Linked DNA regions of Homo sapiens: region 1 is linked to region 2. Evidence: read pairs that join two places in POLR2A ChIA-PET (ENCODE). Cell type or tissue: GM12878. All regions are shown on one strand. Each heading gives the region's core, and the rest is flanking DNA. Links, peaks and the distances in the headings are about the cores only. Region 1 overlaps LOC105371841 (a long non-coding RNA gene). Region 2 overlaps SUPT4H1 (SPT4 homolog, DSIF elongation factor subunit).

Region 1 (8,327 bases), core at 63-8,062, 110 kb after region 2:
ACTGTCAGAAATTTATCAACCCCAAAACAGACTTCTTGGTTCGCCTTCAAAAAAGTGATATTTCCTTTCTCTAGATGGTGGAATATATCTAAAAACTACTTCTCTCGTGATGAATCCAGGCAAATAAGCTGGGCATCTCGGAAGAAGGCAGCTGTCCAGGAGAGGTGAATGAGACATCAGGCTCTTCTTGTTTTCTTTGAAACACACTTCAGCTCCTTAGCCAAGCATTGTTTTTCTGTGTCTGACCATTCCCTGAACTTTGGCACATGTTTCTCAAGGTTCTTGCCTCTGAGTTTTATGCTTAATATGTTCAGGAAGCTGTGTTGTTAGGCAGATCTTGACCTAGTTGGTTCTGAATAATCTGAAGATGGAACTTCCTTTTAGAAGACCCTATGGGATAACATTGCTTCCTATGTACAAAATATAGTGACTTATTGGTCAGGGTAACAGCAAAATACAGGTCTGATTATTCCCGGGTTTTATCATGTTATGACATGATATGATATGTCCTAGCTTTGGTCTTTCTGTAATGGGTCAAATAGGATGGGGCAGTGTCAGCTCCAGCCCAGTAAGGACCTTCCTTGATATTGGCCGTGAAGCACACCTGGAGGCAGTCAATCTGACAGTGACATGCCTATTGTTCTATAGCTAATTTTTATTTGAGAGCTTTGCTGACATGTGATGACATGTTTTCATGGGTTTATCTCAGTCTAGTCAAATCTGTAGCACAGGTAGATGTCTTCCCATGTGGGAATGGCAAATTGGCCTGAGAAATGGAGAGTGGAAGGCAGAAAGTTCAGGAGAAAGCTAAAAAGGCCAATAGCTTCTCATATGTCAGTGCAGAGTCCAAGATATTTTAGCAAAAGCAGCAGCAGCAGGGAGTACCCAATGAAGATAAGGTCTATCGCTGGCACATGACAGTACACACACCCACACACACACACAAACATGCACACATACTTCCCAGGAACACACAGTTTATAAATGAGACTGATTTTGGACATAGCTGGCTCACCTCTGTCGCCTTCTAGAATTAGAATGCTGCATGCTGCATACACAACCTTTGGTTGATCCAAAGGATACTCATGGTTGGTAACACAGTGACCATTCTATTTGTGTAAGGTGATTGTAGCTCTCACACTGGGCCCATGTCAGGTGCTCTCTCCCATGGGCGCATAGCTAGTCCCTTCCTTAGCTGTCTGTTTTCACCTTTGTCTGCTGGCTTGGCTGTCATTCATAGCTGGGCAGGGTTGTTTTTTTTCTTTTCTTTCCTGGCTAAAATGCATTTCCTTTTGTTGGTTTCCTAGAACACCAAACAAACAGACTTCTTGTCCCAAGGGTGGCTCTATATGCCCATGTTTACCCCTTTTGGGATTCATCCACTAGTTCTACCCCAGAGAAGGGAGGAACCCAGGCACTCTGGCTTAAGCTGTCCCTGGCCTCTGGAGGGGTGTGCAGATGGCAGAGCTTCTCTGAATGGTGTCCCAGGGCGGCATGAGCTGTTGGAAGGGATGGGGACATTGCCAGGCAGCCCCCTTTGGAGAGAGAGGAGGGATTTATAGATGAGAAAAAGAAATATTTGGGATGGGTTGTATGTCTCTCTAGCAGACAGGAGGAGGCTCTGTTATCTTCTCCTAGCAACTTTTTTTTTTTTCTGAGACAAGGTCTCACTCTGCCTCCCAGGCTAGAGTGCAGTGGTGCAACCACCAGTCAGTGCAAGGGCTCACGCCATCCTCCCACCTCAGCCTCCCAAGTAGCTGGGACTACAGGTATGCACCACCATTCCCTACTAGTTTTTAATTTTTTGTAGAGACAGGGTTTCCCTATGTTACCCAGACTAGTCTCGAACTCCTGGGCTCAAGTGATCCTCCTGCCTTGGCTTCCCAAAGTGCTAGGATTACAGGCATGAGCCACTGAGCCCGGCCTCCTAGTATTTTTTAGTGGGAGAATTGATCTGATGCTTGGTAGCTTCTGAGATTGGCATAACACAAGGGTTCCAACTGGCAAACCTATGATCAATGAATTTTTCCACTTAGCCACAGCATGCTGAGACTGAAGGGCTTCCCTGGGAACCGACCTGGTGGGTGGGCAGAATACTGTCTCTTCCTTCTCTTCATTAATGGCAAATCTTTTTTTTTTTTTTTTTCAGTTAATGCCATTCAACCATTTCCCCTCAGTGTTGTCTTTCCTTTCCTCCCTCTTTCCCTGTTCCTCTTAAATATTCACTGAGCACCTAATAGTATGTGCTTCTGGTTTTTTCTTACTCCTAATCCTCTCTCTTCCTAATTAGTTGACAAATTATGAATTTTAATAAGTTTGCTTAAGCAAAAAAGCTGTCAGATCTGTTCCCTGCCTTGGCAGGGTAATGTAGGCATAGGGCTGGGGAAGGGGATAGACCTCAATGGAGCAAGACAGTCTGAATAAATCCTGAGTTGCTCAGGGTAGAGATGGGGCAATAAACCAATTCCCACTTAAGCCACAAATAAAGAAACACAGGATTTTAAACAAAAAACAATCTTGAATTGCTATTGTTATTCTGTGAGCAGTCTGAGGATATGCTTTGTGATAAGTCCATAAAGAAAATATCATGCGAATAAAATGCCCTGTTTCTCAAGCAAGCAAGCATGTGTATGTGTGTGTGTATGTGTTTGCACACACACGTGCATACAGATGTGACAAAGCAACTAGCGAAAATGCAAGGAGCACTGGATTATTAAAACTCAGCAAGCCAGGCTCTAGTCCTAGCTTGCTAGTCAGCAGCATGTGACATTGGGAAAATTACTCTTTATTCAGAGGTCTCAGTTTCCTTCTCTGGAAAGAGAAATGGGTCCACTAAGTAATTGTGTTGGTTCCCTTGGGCTGTGATGTTTAGAATTCAATTGTGAATCAGTAGATCTTGTAGGTCCCAGTGCCAGTGAGCTTCTGCCTCATTGTACAGTCTTGTACACATTACATACCCTCAGGTTCTCTTTATATAAAAGGGGGATGAGAATCCTATGTTCTTACTCTTAGGACCAGCTGGGATGGGGTAGGGGGACAACTATCCCAAAGGCTGTTTCTCCTTAGTTCTGAGGGACAACCAGAAACAAAAGAACAGGAAGAATCTTGTTGAGAAAGAAGAAAAATTCTGCTGGGAATGTGATCATTCTCTGTCACTCAAGTTGGAAACCAGGGAGACACCCTGGGCATTTTTCTTTTTTCTTTCCCTCTTTTCTCTTCCTCCCCTTCCTCCCATCTTCTTGGTCACTGAATCCTGTCCATTTGTCCTTCATAAATCTCTTGCCTCTGTGGCTTCCTTGACTTCCCCACATTCTGGTTCTGCCCTGCCCTGAATTACCCCCCACTTTATTTATTTATTTATTTATTTATTTATTATTTTTTATTTATTTATTTTTTTTTTGAGACGGAGTTTCGCTCTGTCGCCCAGGCTGGAGTGCAGTGGAATTATCTTGGTTCACTGCAGCCTCTGCCTCCTGAGTTCAAGTGATTCTCCTGTCTCTGGAAGAGGCTGGACTTTTACCCCACTGCAGGGGTTAGAAGGGCCAGTTGAATTTGTAGGATTGTGGTGGAGGCTGGAATGGGGTGAAATGCTCAAATAGTCTGTCTGTGATGGAACCCCTTCCACTCTGGTGGAAACCTGGGGAGGGTGAAGTGGTTATTACCTCTCACTCTTCGCACAGTGCTAAGAAGGGGACAGAGGCTGGGGAGAGGAAGTGAAAGAATCTTCACTGTCCCACCCTCTTTTTCTTCTCTTAATGAATACAGGCTTTTCAAGAGGCTGTAAGCGTACACTGTAGAATGTCCTTCTACTCAGCGAGCAACATGGCCTCTGATATGCCTCTAACAAAAGATAATCATGACCAGGTACCCCTGAAGGAAACTGAGATTCTAAAATTTATTTGATATCTTACTTTTTTAAAGAGAAAAATTTTTATTTTAGAACAATTTTAGATTTACCATATTATTACAAAGATAATACAGAGTTCCTGCACACTCCACACCCAGTTTTCATTATGATTATCTTATTTTACAATGGTACATTTGTCACAGTTAATAAAGCAATATTGTTACATTATTATTAAGTAAAAGGTCAATATCTTACATTTTAACTTTCAAATTCATGCTTTTATGTCCCACTCAAGAAATTATCTGTTTGTTTTTATATAAAAATTTAAAATTTACTTCACAGCAACCTACAGTGGACACACCAAGAATGTGAGCCAAATGTAACCTGTGCTCTCTGTTTTCCGGGCCACTACGGTGTTCCCTGGGGGAGGCGCCCAGCTTGGGCCTACGAGAGTGAGTTCAGAGCGGAGTCGGAAGGAAATCTCATAGGGCCCTAATGACCCTGCTCGGTGGCTGTGTAACCTCAAGAGTTACTCAGTCTCTGAGCCTCGGCTTCCTCTTCTGGTGAGTGGGAGTAGGAGCAGCAGCCTGCCTCACAGGGTGCCATGAGGATAAGCTCGGCTCAGGCATGCAGACACGTAGAGCATGATTCACACGACGTCATTAGCATCAGGAGCATCCCTGAGACAGGAAGGTGAGCAGTGACTTCAGCACGAGCTGGTTCTTGAGAAGTCATGCTTTCACCCTCCCAGCCTCTGAATCGCCACTTCTAATCCTGAGGAGGGTCAGAAGCTGAAACTGAAAAAGGAAATGGCTTCAACCCCACGTCCTCATAGCTGGGTTGCACGCCACAGACAGAGGAGACAGAAAGGGAAAGTTTCTTTTTTTGGCTTCTGCTGCTGGGCATTCTCTCTGTCCTGGTGACTGTGTGGCTCTCCAATGAGCTGCTTGCTATCTGATGGGAAGAAAAAAGGAGATGATGGGGGCCATGGCACCACCCTGTCCCCAAGGAGCCAACTCTAGTTTTGCCCTCTTTTGGTCACATGGATGTGAAAGAGTCCATCTTCAGCCTGAGGACAACAGCTGGCCCAGGCAGGGTTTCTGCTCTTGAACTCGGCAACCTAGGCTAGTTGCTCCCACCTCTCTGAAGTCCCTGTGGACCTGGATACTGCATAGCTGATGATGTCCGTCTGCTGAAATAAAGCCTAGCAGAATTTCCTAGCCTGACAGCTGAAAACCGGCCTGCATTGCTTATAGTAACTCATGTTTTCTCTTTTCCCTTCTTGCTACAGATTTCAGGAGGCCCATTTTGACTTCAGTACCTGGCCCCCCATGAGGTGATGGCCCCACTGTTAGCTTTCCATGTCTAAACTCTGAAATTTTGCCCTGAATTTCGATCCAGTGCCCGAGGCACTGCCACTGCTGGCAATTTAATCATGGTCCTTACTGGATTTCACATCCTACAAATTCAACTGGCCCTTCTAACCCCTGCAGTGGGGTAAAAGTCCAGCCTCTCCCTCCAGCCCCAAGTTCTAAAACGTGGTGCTGGCCCACCTTCATGAACCCTCCCATTTGTGGCCATGTCAAAAGAGAAAATGATGAATGGGTAAGAAAAACAGAAATTGATCAAATCTGCCTGAGATTCTGCCCTCCTAGAACTTATCAAATCTGTAGCAATAAAACTTTACAGCCTCAGATTAGGGATCTGCAATTCCCTGCTCACAGCTGCAATGAGAGCAAGAGACCATGACCTAACAGACTCAATTGGGAAGATTCCCGTTTGTGGGATGTTTTCGATGTGTCACACAACCCTAGATTTCCTTGCTATTTTTATCTTTTGAAACATTCTCCAAGAAACCTAATGTGGAAGTTCCCTCTTTTAACATAATTATGTTGTTTCACTACAAGTTGCTGGGGTTCAAGAAATCATTAATTGGGCTACTTTAAGAGCATAATGTAATTCCAATCTGCAAAAATATAGGAAATATGACATTCTCTAGAAATGGATTTAAGCATAGATCTAGGACTCATAAATAACAAGGCAGTGTTTTGACCCTGGTGATATTTGCCAAGTAAGTATAGCAAGGGGATTTTAGTCAGCCTGGCTTTGCCTCATCATGATTTATATTTGTCTGATTCTTTTAAAAAGTAAGCTTAGAGTTTGAACAACATTTCAGAAGCCTCTGGTTCAGTGATTCCCAAAGGTTGCATCTGAATCAGTGGAAAGCTTGGGAAAAATACAGGCATCCAGACTCTGCTCCTGGTCTACAGAATTCCAGCTCTGGCATTGGAGTTGGAGAACCTCTATTTCTAATAAATCTCCTGGGTGAGTCTGACATACGGGTAGATTTGGAAACTACTAATCTAGCTGAACTTTCTACCCTCTGTAGGATTCCCCACTACATCCTTGCTCCTCAAGGTATGATCCAAAGTCTTATAGCATTGGAATCTTCTGGGAGCTACTCAGAAATACAGAATCTCAGGCCCCACCCAGATGTACCAAATCAGAATCTGCATTTTCACAAAATCCCCAGGTCATATTTATTTACATTAAAGCTGACAGATGGTCATCAAGTCACTGCTTGAACACTTCCGGGGTTGGGGAGCTCAGTATTTACATGGCAACCTGCTTCATTGCTGGGAGGCTCTAATTATCTAGCTCTTTCTTATAGCAAGCTCACTCACTCATTCATGCATTCATTCTACAAATATGGGCAGACTCTAAAAAGTTGACCAAGATGACATAGTCACGTGATCACATTTCAGCCATTTTTAAATTTCAGTTCATAGGCAGAGAGAACCTCTTTTTTTTTTTTTTTTTTTTTTTTTTGATGGAGTCTCACTCTGTCACCCAGGCTGGAGTGCAGTGGCTCAACCTTGGCTCACTGCAACCTCCGCCCCCGGGTTCAAGCAATTCCCCTGCCTCAGCCTCCCGAGTAGCTGGGATTACAGGCACTGCCACGGCGTCCAGCTAATATTTGTATTTTTAGTAGAGACGGGGTTTCACCATCTTGGACAGGCTGGTCTTGAACTCCTGACCTTGTGATCCACCTGCCTCGGCCTCCCGAAGTGCTGGCATGAGCCACCGTGCCCCGCCAAGAGAGAACCTCTCTTAACAGAGATGTATTTTCTTGTTTTCACATAGGCCAGTGTGAAACTAAGGGCCTGTCTCTTGTAGAACCTTACTGAGGGCTGTAAGAAGTTGGTAACACAATCCAATATCCTGAATTTTCCCCACCATCCTCCTAATGCAACAGCCTGCATAGTATGTGGTCCCCATTCCCAGACACATCAGTGTAACTCCTTCCTATCCAAAGTGTGGTCCATGGCTCAGCAGCAGTGGCACCACCTGGGAGCTTGTTAGGAACGCAGACTCTCAGTTCCCACCAAATCAGGATCTTCATTTGAACAAGATCCCCAGGTGATTTTTTTGCACATTAAACTTCAACAGGCAGAGAAACCAGTTCTATTTCACAATCCCTTAAATAGGATTGCTAACTTTCTAGCTCATGAGCAAGCCCTATCTCTTCAGCCAATTCCATCAAGTATAAGCCTGTTAATTGCAGCATGCCTACTTCCAGGCACACATTCCGTATTACTTAGCATGCGTTTGCTGGGCCCAGGTCACCAACAAACTAGCTCAAATTGGCTTAACTAACAAGGCAAATTTCAAATTGAATGCTGGGCACATGGATGGTGATTATACGATTTGTTCCATATTTGTGTTGCTGTTGTTGGTGTAATTTTTTTTAGTTGTGGTAAAATACACATAATATAAAATTTACCATCTTAACCATGTTTAAGTGTACTGTTCAGTTTTGTCAAGTATTCACATTGCTATGCAACCAATAATTGTTCCATATTTTTTGATCATTTGAAAAAAAAAAAAACCTCTAACAAGAATCCAGGGATAGGGTTGACTTCAGGGTTGAATTACTTCAATGGGCCTGGCTTCCTTCACCCTGCAGTTCTCCTGGCTTTACCTCCTCTCAGCTTCAACTCCATCCTTCCCTTGCAGGCAAAATGGCACACAACCCCCTGCAGGGGAAGGCAGAGAATCTCACAGAAGAGAAAGAATAGCTTTCCCAGAAATCCTGGCAAGCTTTTTCTTACGTCTCACTGGCCTGAATTGGAACATGTGCCTGTTCCTTAATTGGCAAAGATATTTTAAGGGTCATTAGATTATTGCTGTAGAAAGATCACTTGGCTTTAGGGTGGGGAAGAGGTGGAGGGTAGGACTGCAGAGAGGAAGGTCAGGAGGCACCCTGTTGCAATGACGAAGGTAGGAACTAATGGTATCCTGGAAAGAGGTAGTGCCTGGTGGTCCTGGAGGTGGAGAGCTGGGAAAGGATTCCAGAGATGTTAATGCGATTGAAATCTTAATTTTCTTCCGTTCAAAGACTAAAAATACCTTTCCCTTCACCCTCTCTCAAGAGAGCAATTAAAGCTTTGTGTCCTGGAGGGCAGAATTTTCTTTGTCT
Region 2 (8,327 bases), core at 48-8,047:
CTTAGGATGGGAAAAACCAGGATGTTTTTGGAGAACAGTGGGAATTCTGTTTAGGTTAAATCATAAGGTTGGGCTGTAGGGACCCTAAGGCTAAAAAGATAGATTGCAAAGGACAGAGAAGAATATACTTGTGGTCAGGAGGATGGCCTGCATACATGCCTATCTCCCATCAGGCTGCAGGGCTGGGGGCTAGTGTTCTGCTTGTCACCCCTGGAGGTAGGGTCGGTTCCACTTAACAGCGCATGGCTGAGAATGTAGGATTTGGATGGGAAGGGAATCTTCTCAAATAAGAATCCAAGATTGTTACTGAGAGAAGAGGGGAGGCATATTGAGGCAGTCAACAAATGTCAGTGCTTACACCCACACAATAGGCAGTCAGTAAGCATTTGATTGAATGCGTTGAATGACAAAAATGCTTACCCATCTTGCTCAAGCAGCATCTTCTAGCCCTTGAATAGCCTTACCATTCCTCTGGAATCACAGCTACCTGGGAAGGACTATTAGGATAATGAGGAGAGCTAATGCTTATTTAGCACCTACTCTGTGCTAGTCTTTGTGCTAGGTGTTTTTCATGTATTATCTCAACCTTTGAGTCTCAGCTTACTGATGAGGTTCTGAGAAGGGAACCCCACATGTATAGGTCATTAGAGGGGTCCCCATATGTATAGGTCATTAAGAGGAAAAGTTTAGCCAAGTTGAACTCCTTTCTAGTAGGAGGATCCGTTGTTTTCACTCACCCTCCTCTTTGCACTAGGCCCTAGACCCCTTGTAGTTGTGTTAGTTGTAACTATTGGACCCCTTGTCCTAAAGCCGTCTCATTTTCTAGGGAATGTTAGGCTAAGGATGTTTGTGAGCTGAGTGAGATAATCTTTTGGGGATGGAAACTGACCTGTGGCTGGCCGGCCAAGGACATAAGAATGAAGAACTTTTGTCAGTCCTAGCTTTGAGTCAGCCTCATCCCAACATCAGAAGGCAGTTTTGCCAGCTTTCCAGTGGAGACTCGGTACTTGGCTTTTTCCTAGATTCCTCTCTCAGAATTGAGCTCAGGCCCAGGGAGGCTCAGGCTGACTCTCCATTTCTTTTCCCTCCCTAGAATCATTGCGATGATGAGTCCAGAGGACAGCTGGGTCTCCAAGTGGCAGCGAGTCAGTAAGTGTTGGCCTGTCTCCTTTTGGCTTAGTTGTAGTGTTGTTACTGTTCCTCAGGTCCATTAGGGAGTCTCAAATCAGCAAGATGAGTGACCTCAGGGTGGGAAAGATCGGGTTGTAGGAAACACAGGGAAGCAGTGTCCTGTGCCTTGTCATTTAACACTTGTAGCCAAAAGAGGGAATAGCTCTTCTCTTGGAGTTGCATCACTTCTTTAGCTTAAGCTTCCATTTGATCTTGAGTCTTAACTAACTTCACTGTAATCTTGTATCTTTTTTCTTCTCTCTCAGGTAACTTTAAGCCAGGTGTATATGCGGTGTCAGTCACTGGTCGCCTGCCCCAAGGTAATAATAATCATAACAGCCAATGTTCATTTACTGTAAAGCTCTGTGGAAGTTTTTTTATCTGAATTAATGCCAATTCTCACATTCTATGAGGTTCAGCATTTTACAGATGGGGGGAACCAGGCACAGAGAGGTTAAATCACTTGCTGGAGGTCACCAGGTAGTAAATGAGGAGCCAGGATTGGAATCCAGGCATTCTGGCTCCAGAATTTTTGCTGTTTCTGTTTTTTATTTTTTTTAGAGACAAGGTCTCACTATGTTGCCCAGGCTGGACTCTAACTCCTGGGCTCATGTGCTCCTCCCACCTCTGCCTCCTGAGTAGCTGGGACTACAGGTGCTTGGCTTAGAACCTTTGCTTTTGATGACTACATGTATCCCTCTTTTTCTTCTCATTCTTACCGAATACCTGCCTGGGTCTTCACTAGTAATGAGTCAACTAAGCAGGACCTTTTTTTTTTTTTTTTTTTTTGAGACAGAGTCTCTGTCACCCAGGCTGAAGTATAGTGGCATTATCAGAGCTCACTGCAGCCTTGAACTCATGGATTCAAGGGATCCTCCCGCCTCAGCCTCCCAAATAGCTGGCACTACAGGTGCAAGCCACTACACCTGGCTAATTTTTAAAATTTTTTTGTAGAGATGGGGCCTTGCTCTGTAGCCCAGGCTAGTCTTGAACTCCTGACCTCAAGTGATCCACCTTGACCTCCCAAAGTGCTGAGATTGCAGGCATGAGCCACCGTGCCTGGCCAAGCAGACGATTGATAAGTAGTCTAGGAACTCCAGTTTGCTTATAGTACCCCCCTCAAGGTGGCAGCTGAGTGGCCTATCTTACCCTTCTGAATCTTACCTCACAGAACTGTTTCTTTTCCTGCTTCAGGAATCGTGCGGGAGCTGAAAAGTCGAGGAGTGGCCTACAAATCCAGAGACACAGCTATAAAGACCTAGCAAGATGCAAGGCTGCCAGCATCTTTGCTCTCCACCTCCTGCCTCTGCTTATTTCTTGTTCTGGAACTAAATGAACAGAACTTCAAATACTTCCTACCCTCCAATTCAGACTCAGCTGACTGTTGAGAGAGCAGCACATCATTTTATCATTTTATCTTCTTTGGACTACAGGTGGGGTGGGAGGGATTTGGGTTGGTGGATTAACAGATGGAATTGAGGAGAGAGTAGGATGCTGATTTTCCTACCCGTGGCCCAGGTCTGTGCCTTCCCCATGCCAAGGACTCTAGGTCAAATGTCAATAAATATGAACCTCGAGAAAGTTCTGAAGGCCATGACACCTGCCTTGCCTCCCTCTTCCATTCTCTTAGGCACAGTAATAGCTTATTTGCCCTATAAGAACCTTCCCAGAGCAGCAGAGGCCCTTCTACTCCCTCTTGACTGTCTCAGCCTCTGGGATTGCAGCCTTTGTAGTGTGCTTCCTTGCTTCCTATCGGAGGGTGCTGATCCAGAGGCTCAGTAACCCCATCAACTTGGTGGCCCTGGTGTCTCACACTTGTATCCTTCTGCCCTCGAGACCTGGCACAGCAGTATCCCTTGAAGAAATCCTGAGGCTTTGTAGAGTGCTCCTTGACCATGTTTAATAATTCTTCCCTCCCCTGCTTGTCTATTTTCTTCTCTTCACGGCTCTTCCTATACCTTAGGCCAGTCTCAAGCACTCACTGGAGACCCTTGGGCCTTGGGCGACCATTGAGTCCTAGTCTCCCTTGTTTGTGCCCCTGTAGGAGGTAGGTCCTTTTCTCCTCCGGCCTAGTAGGGGACCTTGGGTAACATCCCATTTTTCGGCCAAGGTGAGTTGTTTTAGGATAAAAAAATTTACCACAAATTCTCATTTAAATTTCCACAGAAATCCTGTTCGTATCCCCATTTTGATTTCCCTAAGTTCCTTGTTCTCCCTCTAAAAAGAGAATGATTGCACCCTGCCTGTTTACCTCAGGATTGTTGTGATTGTAGAAACGAAGCTATGTGAAAATTATATAAGTATTATAAAGGTGAAATACTTTTGCTCTCCTTTTTGGGCCATTTTTCAATACATAGAATATGTGCACAATCAGCCAAAATAGTAGGGGAAATGCTGAGAACCACAACTGCAGGGTGAGCTGTGCTGTGCTAGGGCAGAGCTGCCTGTGCTAGGGCTTTGTGTCTCAGCCACCTGGTGTTGCTCTTGAGTTGATTTTGCTTGTTACCTGTGGCCTGGAGAGTGTGGGAAGGAGGAGAGATGCGACCTGACTCTGATTAGTTTGTCTACTCCCCTTCCTTGTCCTCACATAGGCCTATGGGAGGGAAACTGGGACTGGCCGGGCTGCTCATGTCCACTATGGTCTTCAAACCAAAACCATTTTCTCTGGTGCCTTCAAGCTCTGAGGGAATGGTCAGATAACCCCAACTCCAAACTGAGTTTCTCAAGGATTTCCCCAGCCCAGCAAACAGAAAGCTCCGTGGGTGGTGATTTCTGTTCAATTTCAACCTGAAAGCAACCCTGCCAGGCTAGAGCTTACGTCCTGGATGGAAGAAGTGCGTTTCAGCAAGTGCCCAGGCTGTGCAGCCAACACCCAACTTTCACTAGCTTCTCAAAAAGTCCCTTGGAAAGCCCCAGCTGCTGTCCTGGGTGTCTGACCCGGACGTGGCTGCTTGGTGAGAATGGAAACAGTTGTGGGGAGGGGAGGCAAGAGGAGCTTGCACAAATAACCACATTCAGGCTGCCTCAGCCCTACACTGAACTGGGCCCTAACTGACAGTCTCACAGGAAGCAAAAGACATAGCATAGGCATTGATGCTTGTGGGGGAAGGGTGGCCTGTTTTCCTTCCTGGACTCTACAGACTGTGCCAAGTGGGCTCTCCCCGGGAGCTGCTGCTGAATTAGCTTTCTTGCTTTCTCTGGTACTTGAACATGCAGGTGGTGCCACTCAGCAACCCAGACAGGCAGAAAGGTGCTGGAGTCCCATCCTCTACTGGGAACCCAAAGAAACTAAGACAAGGACTTGGTTCACAGCTCCCTGGGAGTGGGCGGTCCTGGTACTGCTGCCCTGCTTTCCATGGCTATGAGGGCAGCCATGAGAGCTATGTCCTGCCCCATTGGCCCATTGTGTCTGTCAGAGTTTCAGTCCCGTCCTGGCTGCCGAAGTTCTGAGTGCATAGCATCTTAAGATCTCTCCTTGTCTTGCTCAGTAGTTTGGCTTCTCTCCTGAAGAGCAAGCCTCCTCCCTAGCTCAACAAGGACAGATGCAAGTCAGACAGAGACTAGGAATAGTAGCCAGGCTGCCTTCCCCTTGCCTGCCCTTGCCTCATTCCCTGCTTCCTCCCTGCCACATACTGTGGAATTAGGGTCTCCCAGAACACTGAGGAGCTCAGTGGCAGTGCATTGATAATGCAGCCTCCAGCTCAAGAAAGGACTGGTAGCTGATAGAGCAAGGGTCAGGATGGTCTGGTCTTGGAGGGGAGCAGTTTCACCAGGGTTGGGAACTGAGGCTTTGCTCTTGGTGTGGCTTCTGCCTTGTTACTCCTAGTCTGTCTGCAGCCTGCTACTTGATCCTCAGGTCCCCTCCCTGACATCTGGTCTCTATGAAAGAGGCAGGTAGGTCATGTTTAAGAACAGACTAATAATAACTTTGTCTGGAAGTCTGGTTCATGTTTAGTATCAGTAAAGCCTTTCATGTAAATATTTTTACAGTTGACAAAGGTGCTGGGTGCTGTGGCTCATGCCTCTAATCCCAGCACCTTGGGGAGGTCAAAGCGGGCAGATCACTTTGAACCCAGGAGTGTAAGACCAACCTGGGCAACATGGCAAAAGCCCATCTCTACAAAAAATTAGCTAGGCATGGTGGTGTACACCTGTAGTCCCAGCTACTTGGGAGGCTGAGGTGGGAGGATCCCTTGAGTCTGGGAGTTTGAGGCTGCAGTGAGCCGTGATGGCGCCACTGCACTCCAGCCTGGGGGACAGAGTGAGACCGTGTCTCAGAAAACAACAAAACAAACCCAAATACAGTTGACAAAGGGCTTTCATATCCAGTATCTCATTTGATTCTCACAGAAACCCTGGAACTAGTTAACATCCTTATTTGGTGATGAGGAGACTGAGACTCAAAGAGTTAAAGTGTCTTGACTGGGCACGGTGGCTTATGCCTGTAATCCCAGCACTTTGGGAGGCCAAGGTGGGTGGATCATGAGATCAGGAGTTCAAGACCAGCCTGGCCAAGATGGTGAAACCCCGTCTCTACTAAAAATATAAAAAGTTAGCCAGGTGTGGTGGCGGGCGCCTGTAATCCCAGCTACATGGGAGGCTGAGGCAGGAGAAGTGCTTGAACTCGGGAGGCGGAGGTTGCAGTGAGCCAAGATCGTGCCACTGCACTCCAGCTAGGGTGACAGAGCAAGACTCTGTCTCGGGGTGGGGAAGAAAAGAGTTAAAAGTGTTTTAGCCATAATCAAGTAGTGGAGCCTCAGCTCAAGAAATATAATGTCCACACTAAGTTTAGGGCTACTAACTGTTTGTGACATAGTTGTCCACAAACACAGCAAGTTTTTTTCCCTCCATAAGTGTTCAACAGAACCAGTGTGAGGCATTAGCTTTCTTCTGAGTGAAGTTATTACAACACATTGTCCCTACACGTTGAGCCCACCAACCACTCTAATCCCACCACTCTAGTCCCTAAGTCTAAAATTAGCCAAAGAGATGGAGGCAGTGGGGCAATGGCCCAGGGAGGGGATCCTTGGGATTTACTCAAGGATTCCTGTGCAGAGCATTGGGAAACCAGTCTAGCCCTTCATGAGTTACCCCTGGCTGCATCTTCTATTCCACTCCAGCAGCTCTTACGCACCTGCTGACCTGTGTGCCCCACACCTCCCAACCTCTCTTTTTCCTCCTCACCTCCCTCAATCTGCAGACTGATGATGGCACCGTCACACCCCACTGGAACACTGAGACTTGTGCGATGAAAATACATGTATCTAACTAAGGGCAGAGTCCTGGCCCTGCTGCCTCCACCAGCCACCAACCCTGTGACTTTCCCAAGTCACCTCTAAAATGAAGTTTCTTGTCTAGGAAGTGCAGTTGACAAAACTATGATGTTAAGGGCAGGATCGTGGTTAGCTGTGATAGGTGGTGGTGGAGGAGGGCATGAGAAGCACCTAAGGTGCTGGTTATATTTTGTTTCTTTCTTTCCTTCCTTCCTTCCTTCCTTTTTCTTTCTTTTCTTTCTCCCTTCCTTCCCTTTCTTTCTTTCTTTTATTTTCTTTCACTTTTTTTTTTTTTTTTTGAGACAGGGTCTCACTTTGTCACCCAGACTGCAGTGCAGTGGCATGATCATGGCTCACTGCAGCCTCAACCTCCTGGGCTCAGTTGATCCTCCCACCTCAGTGCCTCAAGTAGCGGGGTCTACAGGCATCCACCACCACATCCAGCTAATTTTTATATTTTGGTAGAGACGGGGTTTTGTCATGCTGCCCAGGCTGGTCTCGAACTCCTGGGCTCAAGCCATCCACCCACCTCGGCCTCCCAAACTGCTGGGACTACAGGCATGAGCCACTGCGTCCGGCCTTTTATCTTGATCTTGATGCTAGTTATGTAGGTCAGTTCACTTTCTGGAAATATATTGTTATATACTTAGGATTTGTTCACTGTTATACTTCAAATAAAAAGTTTGCTTTGGCTGGGTGTGGTGGCTCACGCCTGTAATCCCAGCATTTTGGGAGGCTGAGGCAGGTGGATTGCTTGAGCTCAGAAGTTTGAGATCAGCCTGTGCAAAGGGCGATGCCCTGTCTCTACTAAAAATTTTTTTAAAATTAGCTGGGCGTGGTGGCACACGCCTGTAGTCCCAACTACTTGGGAGGCTGAGGCAGGAGGATCACTTGAGCCCAGGAGGTCACGGGTGCAGTGAGTCCCAGTTGTGCCACTGCACTCTAGCCTGGGCAACAGAGCAAGACCCTGTCTCAAAAAAAAAAAAAAAAAAATCAAATACAATAATTTAGGCAAAAGCAATTTGAGAGTTGTAAACTATGTAAGGAATTGTCATTATCCAAGGTTGCCTATCTCTAGGTAAGTTCTAGATAGGTGTGACAAGAATTTCATCCTTCCAGCATTGTTGGGTAATGGTAATAGGTGTTCCACCACATATATCATACATAAATACATCAAAACTGAATCAAAACAGAAACATTTTCCTTCAAGCACCAGGGCTTTTTTTTTTTTTTTTTTTTTCCAAAGACAGGGTCTTGTTCTGTTTCCCAGGCAGGAGCGCAGTGGCACGATTGTAGCTCACTGAAGCCTCCAGCTCCTGGGCTCAATCAATCCTCTCACTTCAGCTCCTAGAGTATCTAACAATACAGGTGCGCACCACTCCACCCAGCTCATTTTGGGGGTATTTTTGGTATTTTTTGTAGAGACAGGGTTTCAAATTCCTGGCCTCAAGTGTTCCTTCGGCCTCAGCCTCCTAAAAGGCTAGGATTATATGCGTGAGCCACTGTGCCTGGCCAAGGTTTTTTTAAAATTTTAATCTTTATGTTCTCGTTTTTTATAAGATAAAGTTTGGTTTGGGTTTTTTTTTTGTTTTTTTGTTTGTTTTTCTGTGGTTCTTTTTTTTTAGACAGGGTCTCACTATGTTGCCTAGACTGGCCTTGAATTCCTGGGCTCAAGAGATTCTCCCGCTTCAGCCTCACAAGTAGCTGGGACTACAGGCATGTGCCACTACACCTAGCTTAAATTTTTAAAAATGTGTTATATACTTCCTTGCTATTTGGATACAAGATTCTGAATGTGATTTAACCTGATTTGGTTCAAAGTCATTGTTGTAAACCTCCATTTTTGTATCATGTGGTGAAATGGTTCCGGGACTGACTCTTTTT

What was found. ChIA-PET counts read pairs that join two places held together with the same protein. Peaks named below come from ENCODE experiments on the same cell type or tissue, not always from the same donor. Only the 100,000 strongest peaks of a DNase experiment are listed, where the experiment ranks them.
Region 1: POLR2A ChIA-PET joins it to region 2 with 10 read pairs; 11 of 35 experiments call an interaction of 5 or more read pairs at or near these places.

What each region holds. Positions count from the first base shown.
Region 1 is chr17:58,229,134-58,237,460 of GRCh38, reverse strand. LOC105371841 (a long non-coding RNA gene) reads right to left here. Exons shown (of 2, transcript XR_934884.4): 2 at 3,882-4,801. Among named protein-coding and RNA genes, the nearest start is that of LPO, 5.3 kb to the left of the region's middle. In GM12878, for the core only: a CTCF peak has its summit at 4,386; DNase peaks (open chromatin) are centred at 3,740 and 4,510; H3K4me3 peaks cover 874 bases; H3K27ac peaks cover 1,663 bases.
Region 2 is chr17:58,340,351-58,348,677 of GRCh38, reverse strand. SUPT4H1 (SPT4 homolog, DSIF elongation factor subunit) reads left to right here. Exons shown (of 5, transcript NM_003168.3): 3 at 1,094-1,149; 4 at 1,437-1,490; 5 at 2,365-3,500. The coding sequence ends at 2,432. All of the region lies in intron 3 of TSPOAP1-AS1 (TSPOAP1, SUPT4H1 and RNF43 antisense RNA 1), which reads right to left. Among named protein-coding and RNA genes, the nearest start is that of SUPT4H1, 7.7 kb to the left of the region's middle. RefSeq lists an enhancer at 3,931-4,460. In GM12878, for the core only: a CTCF peak has its summit at 3,647; DNase peaks (open chromatin) are centred at 3,687 and 4,057; H3K4me3 peaks cover 5,026 bases; H3K27ac peaks cover 5,965 bases.